Regions from separate parts of the Homo sapiens genome. Here region 1 is linked to region 2. A link is a contact called in ENCODE Hi-C or POLR2A ChIA-PET data. All regions are on one chromosome and are shown on one strand. Each heading gives the region's core, a stretch centred on a gene start or an enhancer-like site at or near the end of the contact. The rest is flanking DNA. Distances are from core to core; before and after follow the strand shown. Region 1 overlaps PHC2 (polyhomeotic homolog 2). Region 2 holds the start of PHC2-AS1 (PHC2 antisense RNA 1).

The links. Hi-C counts contacts between places; a loop is a spot of excess contacts on that map. ChIA-PET counts read pairs that join two places held with the same protein, here RNA polymerase II (POLR2A). Pooled maps may share reads with other maps.
Region 1: POLR2A ChIA-PET joins it to region 2 with 18 read pairs in OCI-LY7. The contact joins the enhancer-like site here to the promoter of PHC2-AS1 in region 2. A Hi-C loop is called at or near these places in 1 of 168 maps with a recorded cell type or tissue (aorta) and 1 of 50 pooled maps. POLR2A ChIA-PET finds 5 or more read pairs at or near these places in 7 of 52 experiments (AG04449, AG04450, BJ and 3 more).

What each region holds. Positions count from the first base shown.
Region 1 is chr1:33,388,001-33,394,029 of GRCh38, reverse strand. The region is part of intron 1 of PHC2 (polyhomeotic homolog 2); the gene reads left to right. Among named protein-coding and RNA genes, the nearest start is that of PHC2, 40 kb to the left of the region's middle. Within about 2 kb of position 4,494, at least 6 of the 41 ENCODE cell types and tissues checked have a DNase peak (open chromatin) inside an H3K27ac peak, as active enhancers do.
Region 2 is chr1:33,345,976-33,352,431 of GRCh38, reverse strand. PHC2-AS1 (PHC2 antisense RNA 1) reads right to left here and starts at 2,080. Exons shown (of 3, transcript NR_125978.1): 1 at 1,985-2,080. The region is part of intron 9 of PHC2 (polyhomeotic homolog 2); the gene reads left to right. RefSeq lists a silencer at 2,372-2,891 and an enhancer at 2,347-3,276.

The DNA.
Region 1 (6,029 bases), core at 3,245-5,744, 39 kb before region 2:
CAGGATACATGAGATTCCTTAACTCTGCCTTTCTGAACAAAGGCAGATTGACAGTTCTTTTCTTTGGTTCTATAATATGGCTCTGGATGTGAGGCTGTGAATGTCAGAGGTTGGAGAGCTGTCACCACTTCCTTTAATGATTCGAGTATAATTACCTCTTGTCTTACAAGTATGTAAAACTCCAAATCAGTAGGATAGGGATTTTGAATTGGTTTTCCATTCCTGATGGTGATGTGGGCTGATCCATCTCTTCGTTGTCCCCATGTAACCCACAACACATCTTTGCAAGACTGCTGGGTAGAGTTTATTCTTGCCTTCATTGGCTCTGGATTACTGAGCATCAAGTCAATAACAACAATGACAGCAAAATCAACCTACCTTCTGAAGCCTAGCCTGCTCACTCTGAGGAGACAGGCTTGGAGACTATCTCCTGAGTCCACTTCATATGGTTCTGGTCCACACAGACTGCACTGGTCCCTGAGCACAGAAAGTTGGTGTGTGTGGCTCCTGACAAGATTTACATCAAATGCTCAGTACTTGTTGGAAGAAAAAAAAAAAAAAAAAAACCTCTTGAAAAGGTCTTATAAGTGATGTGGCTTCTCTCATTGTTTTGTTCAACCATTTAAATGAGGATTTTCCAGTCAGCACCAGGAAGAATGCACTTGAGGCCAGCATGGGCACAGATGAGGCTTCTAAATCAGGGTAGAAGTGCCAGGCTTAGCTCCTTTCTAAACAGGAGGGCTGAGGATTCTCTATCGCATCCTCCCAGACAACTACTGAGCATGCAGCATGCATTCTTTGCCTTCCTAGGAAGGTAGGGTTTTCAGAGTATTCGAGGTTGCTCTGGGCGCCAGTTATCAGTGATAACTAACAAAGATCCAGGGAAAATGATGGCTGCTAATGAGCTTCTTTTCAAGTTTATGGCCTCCCTGAGTGTCTGTCTGTGGAACTCTCATGCTTTTGTAAGGGGGTACAGGATAGAGGGGACAAGGGAAGGGATCAGATGGCCTGCTATCTGAAGCATGTGCCTGGCTTCAATAGTCCCCTTTTGGGTTGGTTTATTCTGTAATGTGTCCCCTGAGAAGACAGACTAAGCAGCCTGGGTTACCCTGCAATTTCTCCAAACTATTTGCATGAAATACTGCAGGCAAAAAGCCCAGCCCCTGATTGGCTGTTGCTAGGTAACAACATAATCATCAGGAAATTAGGCTGTCCTTTTTTTTTTCCCAACACGGAGTATGTGTGTGATTGCAGTGTTGTGCAGGAAGAGAGAGGGAGTGGAACAAAGACAGATAAATGGGATGATCTTGAAGGCGGGGACACCACAGCCACAAACCTGCATCCCACGGTAGGACAATCTGCTTTGGGTTGGGCTCTTTACTCAGTCAAACCAATATTGGTACATTTTCCTTTTTAGAATAATGGCAAAGCTAGGAGGGCCCTGCAGACAGCAGGAACAGGAGCTATAATAGAAGCAACTTTGAGATTTGAAGTGCTTTTTAGAAGCAAGAGGTAGTATTTAATATGTGGGAATGACTCTAGTGAAGTGAATAAACGAGTGTGTCTGGAGAATGTATACAGGCAGATAAGAATCCATTAGTATGGCCGTAGAGCACCTGCAAGGAACAGAACGTGAGAACGCGCATGTGAATGAGGCATAACAGAAAAAAAAAGCATGCTTTAAGATAGGAAAGGGAGCCCATAAACTGAAGTTTAGAACTGTATCTGTTATGACTCCGCCAGTGTTTAGCATGTGGACCTCGCGTTAGGACCTCACAGACTAGACAGGTGGATGAAGAGGCAGCAGTCTAAAGAGAGCATTTGTGTATGTGCATGTGCATGTGTGTGTGTGTGTGTGTGTGCACGTATGTGTGCACACAGCTGAAGCACCTAGTTCATTTTCAAGATTGTGTCCTGAATAACAGTGTGCAGAGCCCTGGCAAGTACACAGCCACACCTGGACGCTTCCACTGGGTAATGAATATCCATGAAGACCGTTAGCACTTTCCTTTCCCTCTGTGCTAGCCCCAGGTGGCTTTCTCGCCTCTAACCTCCCTTATCTTGCCTTCCTTTTGAGCTCCCTAGCAATGACCCTGCCCTTACACTAGAGCCTCAGTTGCAATACAGCATACTTCATTGGCTTGCTACAATCCCAGCCAAGCTAATTGCCTTTTGCCATTCATTGTCTGCCAGATTAACGACTCCTCATGTGTCTGGTTGCCCATCGCCTCCTCTGAGATTCCTCTGTGTACTCTCTCTGGCTTGTCTTTCCCTTCTTCTGTCTCCTCAGCTCAGCCTCTCTGAGCTCCACATCTGAATTTTTAGAAGGCATTTAATTTAAATGATAAAATAGAAGCACTGCCTTTTTTTTTTTTTCCTATCAAAGGGAATAGTATTAGGCATGATGCAGAGGGGACCATTTTGTAGGAGTGGTAAAAAATATGCAGATGTATCAGAAACAAGGCAGAGTATGTGCCAATAACCAAGACTCAGAAGAAAAGATCTTCCCAAGCATACAGTCCCGTACAGTGATTTGCTGTCTCCAGTGGGTGAGCCTAACAAGGCTCAAAGCTCCTGCCCGAAAGAAAAAAGCCATCACTAACGTACAGTGGCTCAAATCCCCTTTCTGAGTACATGTACTAAATGGAATGAACTTGATGCTCTGCAAAGCCTTTAGGACTTGAAGTGCAGATCATCTTCCTCTTCTCCAGTGGCGACTTTCATTACCTTTTAGTTCTCAAACATTAAAATAGAGCACAATCTCTGTTCCACTTCTGCTTCCCCACCATTCTCCAAGACAGTGGTTCTCAAAGTGTGGTCCCAGGACCAGCAGCCTCAGAAGTCTGGGGATGGGTGAGGCCCAGCATTCTGTTTTAACAAACCCTCCAGGTGATTTTGTTGTGTGCTCAAGTCTGAGAACCACTGTGGACCTGAAAATTTGCATTTTTAATAAGACCTCACTCTTTGAAAATCTCTGCTCTAAGAATAGAAAAGAGGGGACAATGTGTGATGAGAAAGATCTCATTCCACCTAGAAAGCCCCCTCCCCATTTCCGAAGTCCCAATCGAACCTGTCTTTAAAGATCCACCCAAATGAAACTTTAGCTGATGCAAGTGAAAGTTATCCCTTGACAGCTTCCTGCATTTCAGGGGTGCATAAACCAAGGGCCAAATCCAGGTCACAACTTGTTTATGTAAGTCCCTCAAACTAAGAATAGTATTTACATTTTTTTAATGGTTGGAGGGGGTGAGGAACCGAAGAAGAATGTGCAGCAGAGACCATATGTGGTGTACAAGGCCTAACCTAGATACTCTGTCCCTTTACAGAGAAAAAAAAAAAAAAAATGCTGACTCCTGTTATATTTATGTGCTTTTCTTATTTTTCCTCTTAAACTGTTAACTTCTTAAAAATAGAGTCAATATCCGAGTCATGTTTGTATTGCATTCAGTACCAAACATATAGTAATTGTTCAATAAATATGGGAAGGGGCGGATGGTGGTGGTTGGGCAGCTGACAAGTGTTGTGGGAATCCAAAAGAGATGGACTTTTATACTTGACCACTTTGTGGCTGTCCTATCCATAAAATAAGAACAGTGTTTTTCTCCACCTTAAGTAGATGATGAACATCCAGAAGTTCGTACTAATGGAATTTACTCTAGTAACTAGATGGTGAAAAGCAGTTGGGAGCTGCCCTGCATCTTGAAAAACAAGATTAGTATTGAAAATGTCCATAAATGGATAAGTTAAAAATAAGCAAAAAGCTTAAAATTTCAGGTGGATTTCTGATGTCCAGTAAAAAGTTTTCACAGAATTATATGCTACCATGGTTAAAAGAGCCCCTAGTGATGATGCTGCACGAATTCCACCTGCCCCATGGTTGCCCAGCCTCTGCTTGAACCCCTCCACCGACTAGGAACTCACTTCCTCACAGCCAGCCCCACTCTACTTTTTAAACAGCTCCAGTGATTAGGAAGCACTTTTTTTCTATTCAGTTGAAATCTATCTTCTTATAATTTCCACTCTGTAGTCCTAGTTCTGCATACTTTAATTTGAAAATTAGCTACCTACGTTTCATAAATATGATAAAAGAAGTAGGGTAGAGTTATGCTTGACTGGAAAGAATGGGAGGTTGAGGGGGACCTATCCATTTAGATAATTTTCCCCTGCAAATAGGGAACAGGTTAGAAATACAAGAAGCTAAAAGCCAAGATGTATGCTAACAGAGGAAAGGCAAACTTACGAGTATAAAATGGAATAGAACATTCCAAATACGGCAGGAAGCAAAAGGCCGGTGGTCACAGTAGATCACAGGCTGACCACAGATGTGCATGCTATGTTTCTGCTAGAAAGGAATGTTAATAGCAATTAAAGGCTATTATTTGGGGCAAATGAGGGTAAGGAGGCCCCAGAGCTAGGCCCAGGGGACTCTGGAATTGCTTTGTGATTCCAGAGCTATGAAACAGCTGCCAGGACAAGTTGCCAGGGCAGAAGCAAGCAGGAGGAAATGTCCTGGGAAGGGCTGGGCCCTTTAAGTGGTGGCTGGGCCAAAGCAATGAGGCCTTCAAAAGGGAACGGTCCCAAAGAAGATGGAGGAAAGGAGTAGAGAAAGGAAGCTGGAAGTTCAAGTTATACTCCTGTTTATAATGTAATGTAGGCTTAAGATTAATCCAAACACCCTGAGAACTGATGAAGCATTGCATGAACAATATCCCCAAGAAGAATGTGTGTTGAACATTCACTGCTCTGGATTTCTAAAATGCTTTTACTGCACAGAGCTTGGAGTTGCGTGGGGGATTGAATCTAGTAATAGCAATCACCAACTAGCTTCGTCTCTTTCGCACCCCCCACACCCTGCCAAACACCCACCACATGCACAACCCGTGGCTTACGTCTGTCCTGGTTGTCACTTCTTCCAACTTCATCTGTAGGTGAGGGGGTTTTTTTTCTTTCTTTCTTTTTTTTTTTTTTTTAACAAGAACATTTCTTGGACTTGAGAATGGGGCTTTTGGGAGCCTGGTGGAAAGTTTGTGTCCAAGCCAGGACTAAGAGTGTAGTCAAAAATTGTAAGGGATTAAAAACCCACATGTTTGAGAATCTTCCCTTCTCCACATTCAAGGCACTCCCACGTTACAACCTGGACATGAGCTCCAGATTCAGACTATTCTGATTTATGCCACTTCATAGTTTTATGATCTTAGAAGTTACTTTACCTCTCAGAACCTGCTGCCTCATGTAATCACTGATCTAAAGCAATGCTGGAAGGATTAATCAGGCAGAGGAGACTTGATCATGATAGAATGATGCCCATTCTGTGCTGCACATGGTGCTGGGTGTTTTCTTTCTACGTATTTTTTAGGTGCTTGCATTTTCTTATTTACTTTTCCCAATAACTCTTCATAATTGCTGTCACTGGGCTGGGTGTGGTGGCTCATGCCTGTAATCTTTGGGAGGCCGAGGTGGGCAGATCACCTGAGGTCAGGAGTTCGAGACCAGCCTGACCAACATGGTGAAACCCTGTCTCTACTAAAAATACAAAAAATTAGCTGGGCGTGGTGGCGCATGCCTGTAATCCCAGCTACTCGGGAGGCTGAGGCAGGAGAATCGCTTGAACCTGGGAGGCGGAGGTTGCGGTGAGCCAGGATCGCGCCATTGCACTCCAGCCTGGGCAACAAGAGCAAAACTCTGTCTAAAAAAAAAAAAAAAAAAAAAAATTGCTGTCATTAGCACTGTTTCCCAGATGAGGAAACAAAGGCCTGTGGAGGTTAAGTAACCTGTCTCAGGTCTTCTAGCTGGGGCAGAGACAGGAATCAAGACAGCTTTCTCCAACTATGAAGCTCCTCCTCTTTCTTATAAATTATATTGCCTCTCTGAGCTTGTGCCCAGCATGTGGTGGGCATTCAGGAAAGGTGGGCATCCTCTATCCCCTCTCTCCTGTGGGACAGTTGTTTTTGTTTTGTATTACTTTTCAATTAAATGATTGCAAATGATTTTGTAAACATTGCTAACAGGACCAACCTTATGTGTAGATA
Region 2 (6,456 bases), core at 831-3,330:
AACTTTTATCATCCTCATTTTAAAGGTAAGACCACTGAGGCATAGAAAAAAACAAGTGGTGGGGCAGGAATCTTTTCTATCTGAATTCTGCTATTCATTATACTAACACCTCTGCTTAACTTTGCCACCTGTAAATTATATAGCATGTTTTATTTGCCTTTTACCAATTTGCTAATAGAAGTACCATATGGGACCCCACTGAGTACTCATGCCCTGTCTCCGCAACAGTGGTAATCAACATTTTTTGCTCAAGTGTTTGTAATCCAGAAACCCCTAAATGAACTGACATTTGCCTTTCTCCTCCATAAAGCTCTCAAAATTTTCTTTCTGAAATCTAATCATGGTGATATACAAACAAGCATCCTCCTCTTGAGGTCCTATCTCATGAGAGAAGTAAGCTTTACACAGTGGAAACAACTGTCAACCACCCAAGACTTAAATATCCATTCTGTGTATGTCTTTTTTTTTTTTTTTTTTTTTGAGATGCATTCTTACTCTGTCGCCCAGGCTGGAGTGCAGTGGTGTGATCTCAGCTCACTGCAATCTACACCTCCCGGGTTCAAGTGACTCTCCTGCCTCAGCCTCCCGAGTAGCTGGGATTACAGGTGCACACCACCATGCCCAGCTAATTTTTGTACTTTTAGTAGAGACAGGGTTTCGCCATGTTAGCCAGGCTGGTCTCAAACTCCTGACCTCAGGTGATCTGCCCGCCTCGGCCTCCCAAGTGCTGGGATTACAGGTGTGAGCCACTGCGCCCGGCCCATTCTGTGTATGTGTGAATGCCTGCTCTGTGCAAAGCACTGTGGGAAGGGAGGTAGCACACTGAGAAACACGGTCTGTACCCCACCTCAAGAGCTGAAGGTCTACTTGAAACGATGAAAAATGCACAGGAAAAAAATTACAATAGAAAGTAAAATGCGATAAATGCCATAGATGGATTTGAGGTAAGTCATTTAAAAGCTACAAAACAGGAAAAGTTACTGCCAACTAGAGATGTTCAGGATAGATTTCAGGGAGGACGAGGCATTGTTCTAGAGCAGAGGTTGACAAACTACAGCCCAATGGCCAAAACCATCACATTGCCAGTGTTCGTACAGCTCGCAAGCTAATAATGATTTCTACATTTTAAATTTTTTTTTGAAAAAATCAAAAGAATTCTATTTCATGATACATGAAAATTATCTGAAATTCCAATTCTAGTGCCCATAAATAAAGTTCTATTGGAACACAACCACACTCCTTCACGTACATATTGTCTGTGGTTGCTTTCCTGCGGCAACAGCAGAGATGAGTTGTTGCCACAGACCGTGTGACCTACAAAGTCTAAAATATTTACTCTCTGGTCCCTGGCAGAAAAAGTTTGCCAACTGCTGTTCTTGAGTCTGGACCTTGAAGGATAGGTAGGACCTGGACATGCAAAGTTGAGGAAAGAGCATTCCAGGAAGAACTGGTGGAACTTAAGAGAGGGAGGCAGGAAAGTGTGGGCATGTTAGGGAACAGGAGTTGAGGATACAATCCTGTGTTACCCTAGTTTATAAAACAAAATATAAGTGTAAGAAATGCAGAGGCAGAGGAGAAGGAAATATGAATATTAATGAAAAGGGGGGTTGAAAATTTGAAAAATAGAGGAGAAAGGGAGCTAAGTAAATATTCGGGGAATGTAAAATAAATGTAAACAAAGAAGATGGGATGAGGCCTGAGAGTGGAAAGGGGTGGGGGGAGAAGAAAGGCAGGCAACGAATATGAATACTAAGGAAGGCAAGAAAATGGGACCATGTTGGGAACAGAGGGAAGTCAAGAATGGAGAGAAGTGCCTGGCGTGTGTCCAGCACCTTCCTGCGCCTCGCGCTCCTGAGGGTGGGGACTGTGTCACGCTGCACGTCTCTGTACCCCCGCAGCCCCTCGCGCGCGTGCTGAATGAGTATGCTTCGCCACGACAGCGCAGGTTCACCCGGTGCGCTTGGGGAAGATAACCAACACTTACGGGACTCTGACCGTGTGCCAGGCACGGCGGGCCGCCTGAACCCACTTCCTCAATCAGCCTCAACCGCGAGCCCGAGGCCGCTCACGGAGGTGTGACCGGGGCACTCGGGCCATGACTTCCCTCTGATCCTCGGTTCCCAGTGGGAAGGAGAATGACTTGTAGGGTCGTTGTGAACAATAAGTCGGGGACAGCGCGAGCAGGGTTTGGCACGAACTGAGCTCTCGGTGACTGGTGGTCGTTAGTCTTCTGACTGACCCCCAGGCCCCTCAGGGAGTGAACGGTCCAAGGCGGGAGTCGCGGGCCGCCCCGCCAAGGAGCACTTGCACCGGCTATCAGGGCAGCCTCCTCGTGGCGTGGCGCCCGCCTCCCTAAGCTGAGCCCCGGGCGTCCCTAACCCGCCTTCCGGAGGGCGCGAGGCGGGGCTCGCCGCACAAAGGAAGCGCGCGGCCCGTGTCCGCCCCGCCCCTCCCGCGGCCCCGCCCCTCCCCGCCCCGCTCCCTCGCCCCGCCCCCGGCGGAGGCGGCCGCGGGAGCCGTCCCAGACTCGCCGCATTGTCTCCGCGGCGGCTGCAGCCCTCGAGCGCCCGCCGCGCGCGCGCGCGCAACCCCGGCCGCCGCCCGCGCTCCCGCCCCGGCCTCGCGCCCCCGTCCCGGCCTCGCGCCCCGGCCGCCCTTTGTTGACGCCGGCCAGGCCGGTGCGGTCGGATGCGCCGCGGCAGCCCCGGGCCCCGGCTCGGAGGCTCCCGGCGGAGAGGAGGCGGCCCGCCCGGGCCCGGGACCCCGCGCGAGTCGGCGCCCGGCCGAGGGGCTGCGTAGGCCCCGCCCGGCCAGGCCCAGCCGGGCCCTGGACAGGTCAGTGCCGGGGCGGGGGAGGGGTTCTCGCCAGTAGGGAGGCCGGGGGCCGCGCTCGCCGCACTGGAAGTCGGGCACCGCCCTCGGTGCCCCTAACGGCCCGGGCCTACGCGGCTGCCAGGCCGTGCCAGTCGCGGCTCTCGTCCGCGCGGCGCCTGGGAGGTGCCCTGCTCCCCAGCCTCGCTCGCCTGGGGACCCTGCGCGCCCGTCGCCCCTGGAAGCCGTGTCACCTCGGCGCGCCGCAGCTTCCGCGTCCCCAGGCCCCGCACACCCCACCCCAGCCCCAACCTAGGACCGGCCTCCCCGCCGCTGCGACTTCCCTGGGACGGACGGTGCGTTCGGGGACGAGACTGCTGGCATCTGCCGTACTTTATTGGTGGTGGACTCCCTATCTTGGAGGCGCCTGCGGCTTCGCTGGAGAGTTTTGTTTTTAATCTAGTTCAGTCTCACGAGGTTTTTAATTGGATGGAAAGGGACAAGCTGTTCTGTGTCTTTTCTTCCATTTTTAGAAGAGCGTTTTCTCTCCTTCCTATGCCAAATGAAGGTAGACTATATTTGTTGCTTCTTTACATTAAAATCGGGATTTGTGAGATTCTGTATTTAAACTGAAGTCCACAGACAGGGAAATAATTGGCCCAAGGTCAGGTTGCAAACCAGTGGCGACGCTACCATCTGAACTAAGCCCTGGGCCCCGTGTCGGATACCAGTCAGTGCCCTGCTACTGCCCACCCACCCGTCTTCCATAACCTGAACTGATCTCACCCACATACTTTCGGTTCTGAACAACTTTCCTTTCCTTCCTACTCCATACCTACGATATGTACCTTCATGTGCTGTGTACGGAACACACTCTTTTCATCTTTTTCTTCCCTTACAAATCAATGACAGCCTTCCCCTCGGATATCTCCCGTGTTTGATCTTTAATCCCCTCTCCATTAGCATATTGGGCCCAGAGGATCCCTTGCAAAATAAGCTACCTACCTAAATCCATCATATGTCCCTGATTTTTCTAGGACAGCCCCAATTTAAACTATTCCATCCCATTGTCCATCAGCCTGAGTATCTCCATTTTTGGTTTAAAAAATAATGTCACTTTGTACCACAGCCTACTGACCTGGCCTTTTCCAGCCATTTGGCTCTGGAGCATAACTGGGTAATCCAATTATCATTCACCTGGGATTTTTCTTCCCCGCCTGAGTCAACCCAAATGTTGGAACTGCCAGGATTTCTAGGTCAGCATGAACATTACAGGCTAATGAGGCAAGGAAATTCCTTCTTGCTCTTGTATTTCTTCCCACCTCCCCCACCCGCCCATCTTTTATTCTGGTACAGGGCAACAGACCTGTGGCAGACCCTATTGATTAGGATTTAGGTTTAGGTCACAAGGGATGTAGGGCTTCCCATCGTTTTGACTTTAGAACAGAAATAAAGTACCTGACTGTGTTGGTTATCGGGCAAGAGGCTGTCTTGAACCTTAAGATAACCAGCACAGCAAAGCAGTTCTGGTTTCATTCAGTTAGATTTAACATACTTTTATTTGGCTCCCATTTTAGGTAAAGTACTGCCCTAGGCACTGGGGAATATAAAAGTGATTTTAACAAATAGCTCCCAACATCTGGATCTACATTTGGGAGTATTCACCCTTTCTAACCAGCTGATAAACTGTGTTTTCCACTGGTGATTTCTCTGTACCTAAGTTCCAGCCCCTGCAAGGCGGGAACTGGGGCCTCTGGCTTGGCTCACTCACAAGGGCGGGCTTGTTTCGCAGAAGGTCGGGCAGATGGGGAGTGGTGCTCTTTTGGCACCTGCCCTTTCCAGGCACTCTTCATCACATGAGCTCTGCTTCTCAGCCCACCCAAGATCTGTTTCCAGGCTCGTCCATGCACACAGGGAAGAATAGACATCTTTTTCCTCCAGCCTGAATCTTGAGAAAGGGGGTAGTTTCTTAGTCCTTTCTGTTGTACTTGAGTCGGTTTCTCAGTTGTCCAACTATGTTTTCTCTCCTGTTTTCACCCCCTTCTTTTTTCCCCCAAACTGTTCTTTACTGACATGTGGCACAAAGGTGCTTAATGAATGTTGGTGTTTCATCATGTCCCCACCTCCTGGCCCTTTCCACTCTCTCCCAGGTCCTGGGTTAATTTTTAATTTACCTTTGTCAAGCTCACTCCATATATATTATTTACTCTTCCCTCTAAGTAAAGAAGGACCTCCAGCCCCTTTTCCTTCTGTCACAGTCATCATTCTCCTGGCTGTGGGTCTCATCATCTCATCAGCCATTGTTTCTGCATTCTCTGCCTCCTTCAGGGAAGGAGAGCCTCTTAGGAAGGCACTGTGCTGCTTCCCCTGACATACCTGCTCTGTCATTGACTTTCTAGTCTAAGCGGACTGACCCTGAGATTTCTCTTCCTGCCACCAAGCCCTTCCCTCAGCTATGACCCTGTGCCTGTTCCTTGCTCTGGCTCAGCCCCAGAATCCACTCTTTTTCAGACCACATCCTTTTTCCTGTGTTACTCATTTCCTGTCTCAGATACTTTGGATCCCTTGGTTCTGATCTTTCAGGGGGAGAGGGCATGTTAAGAGGAGTAAGTAGATGGATGATCTTACACAATTGAACTCTTCTTACCTCTGGCCTTGTATGCTCTTACATAGGCTGTCCCCTCTCTACATTTTCTTATTTAAGGAAAAACACAGAACATGATTATTGTCTCAGAATTAGGAACCCCTACTGGTGTGCTCGTAGGTGTCTTTTTGTCTACTTTTCTCTATTGTGAATGTGTAAAGGGGATGACCTCACTGCCTTAAACTCTTCCCTTAAGTCTCTGTCCTCCTTTAGGCTGTGGACCTCAGGCCAGGCGTTCAGTAACCATTTGCCAAGTAAAGTTCCCCCACCTCCTCACTTTCATCCAGCATGGATCAGCAAGCCAAAATAAAGTTAAAGTTTAAAAAACCTAGGGAATAGGTTGGTGACTCCAGTTCCTGTAATGCTGCTCATCATTAGTACGGTGTTTACCAAGAGTTTTTCCCTCTTCTTGAGTCAGTCTAAATTTATATTAAACTTCTCCCAGCTGTTCAATATTTAATCTCCAGACAGATTTAGTTCCAGCCATAGAAAGATTCTCTTCTGAAAGGACACCTACTGGAGACGAGAGTAGGGAAATGAGAATGAGGAGTCTTCATAATTGATAGTTTCTCTTTTATTCCCTTTGTTTTGTGCCATTTTGCTACTGAAAGATGATCATGATGATGACTTTCTGTGGTCAGGAGGAATCTCACAAAAGTGGTTGTAGAGAGAGGCTTTTGTGTACCCCTCAGGAGACTGTCCTGGAGTGAGGTGCCCCTCTGAGCCTGCCCACCCTCCCCACCTCCCCCCAGTCCCCAGCCCTATGGGAAAGCAGGGTGAGAACTGACTGCGTTATGCAGTCTACTCTGATGGGGACTTTGTGCCAATGACAGAAATGGCTCTCTCTTTGGGGACTTAACACCTTGTTTCATGGAACCCAAAACTGAACTACCCCTCAAGATGGGAGTCTGAACACATAGATTTATGCTTTAAATGTTTTTAGGGCATGGTTTAAACTATGAGTCACCAGTTAAAACCCTTTTTGAATATGTTTTCTGTTT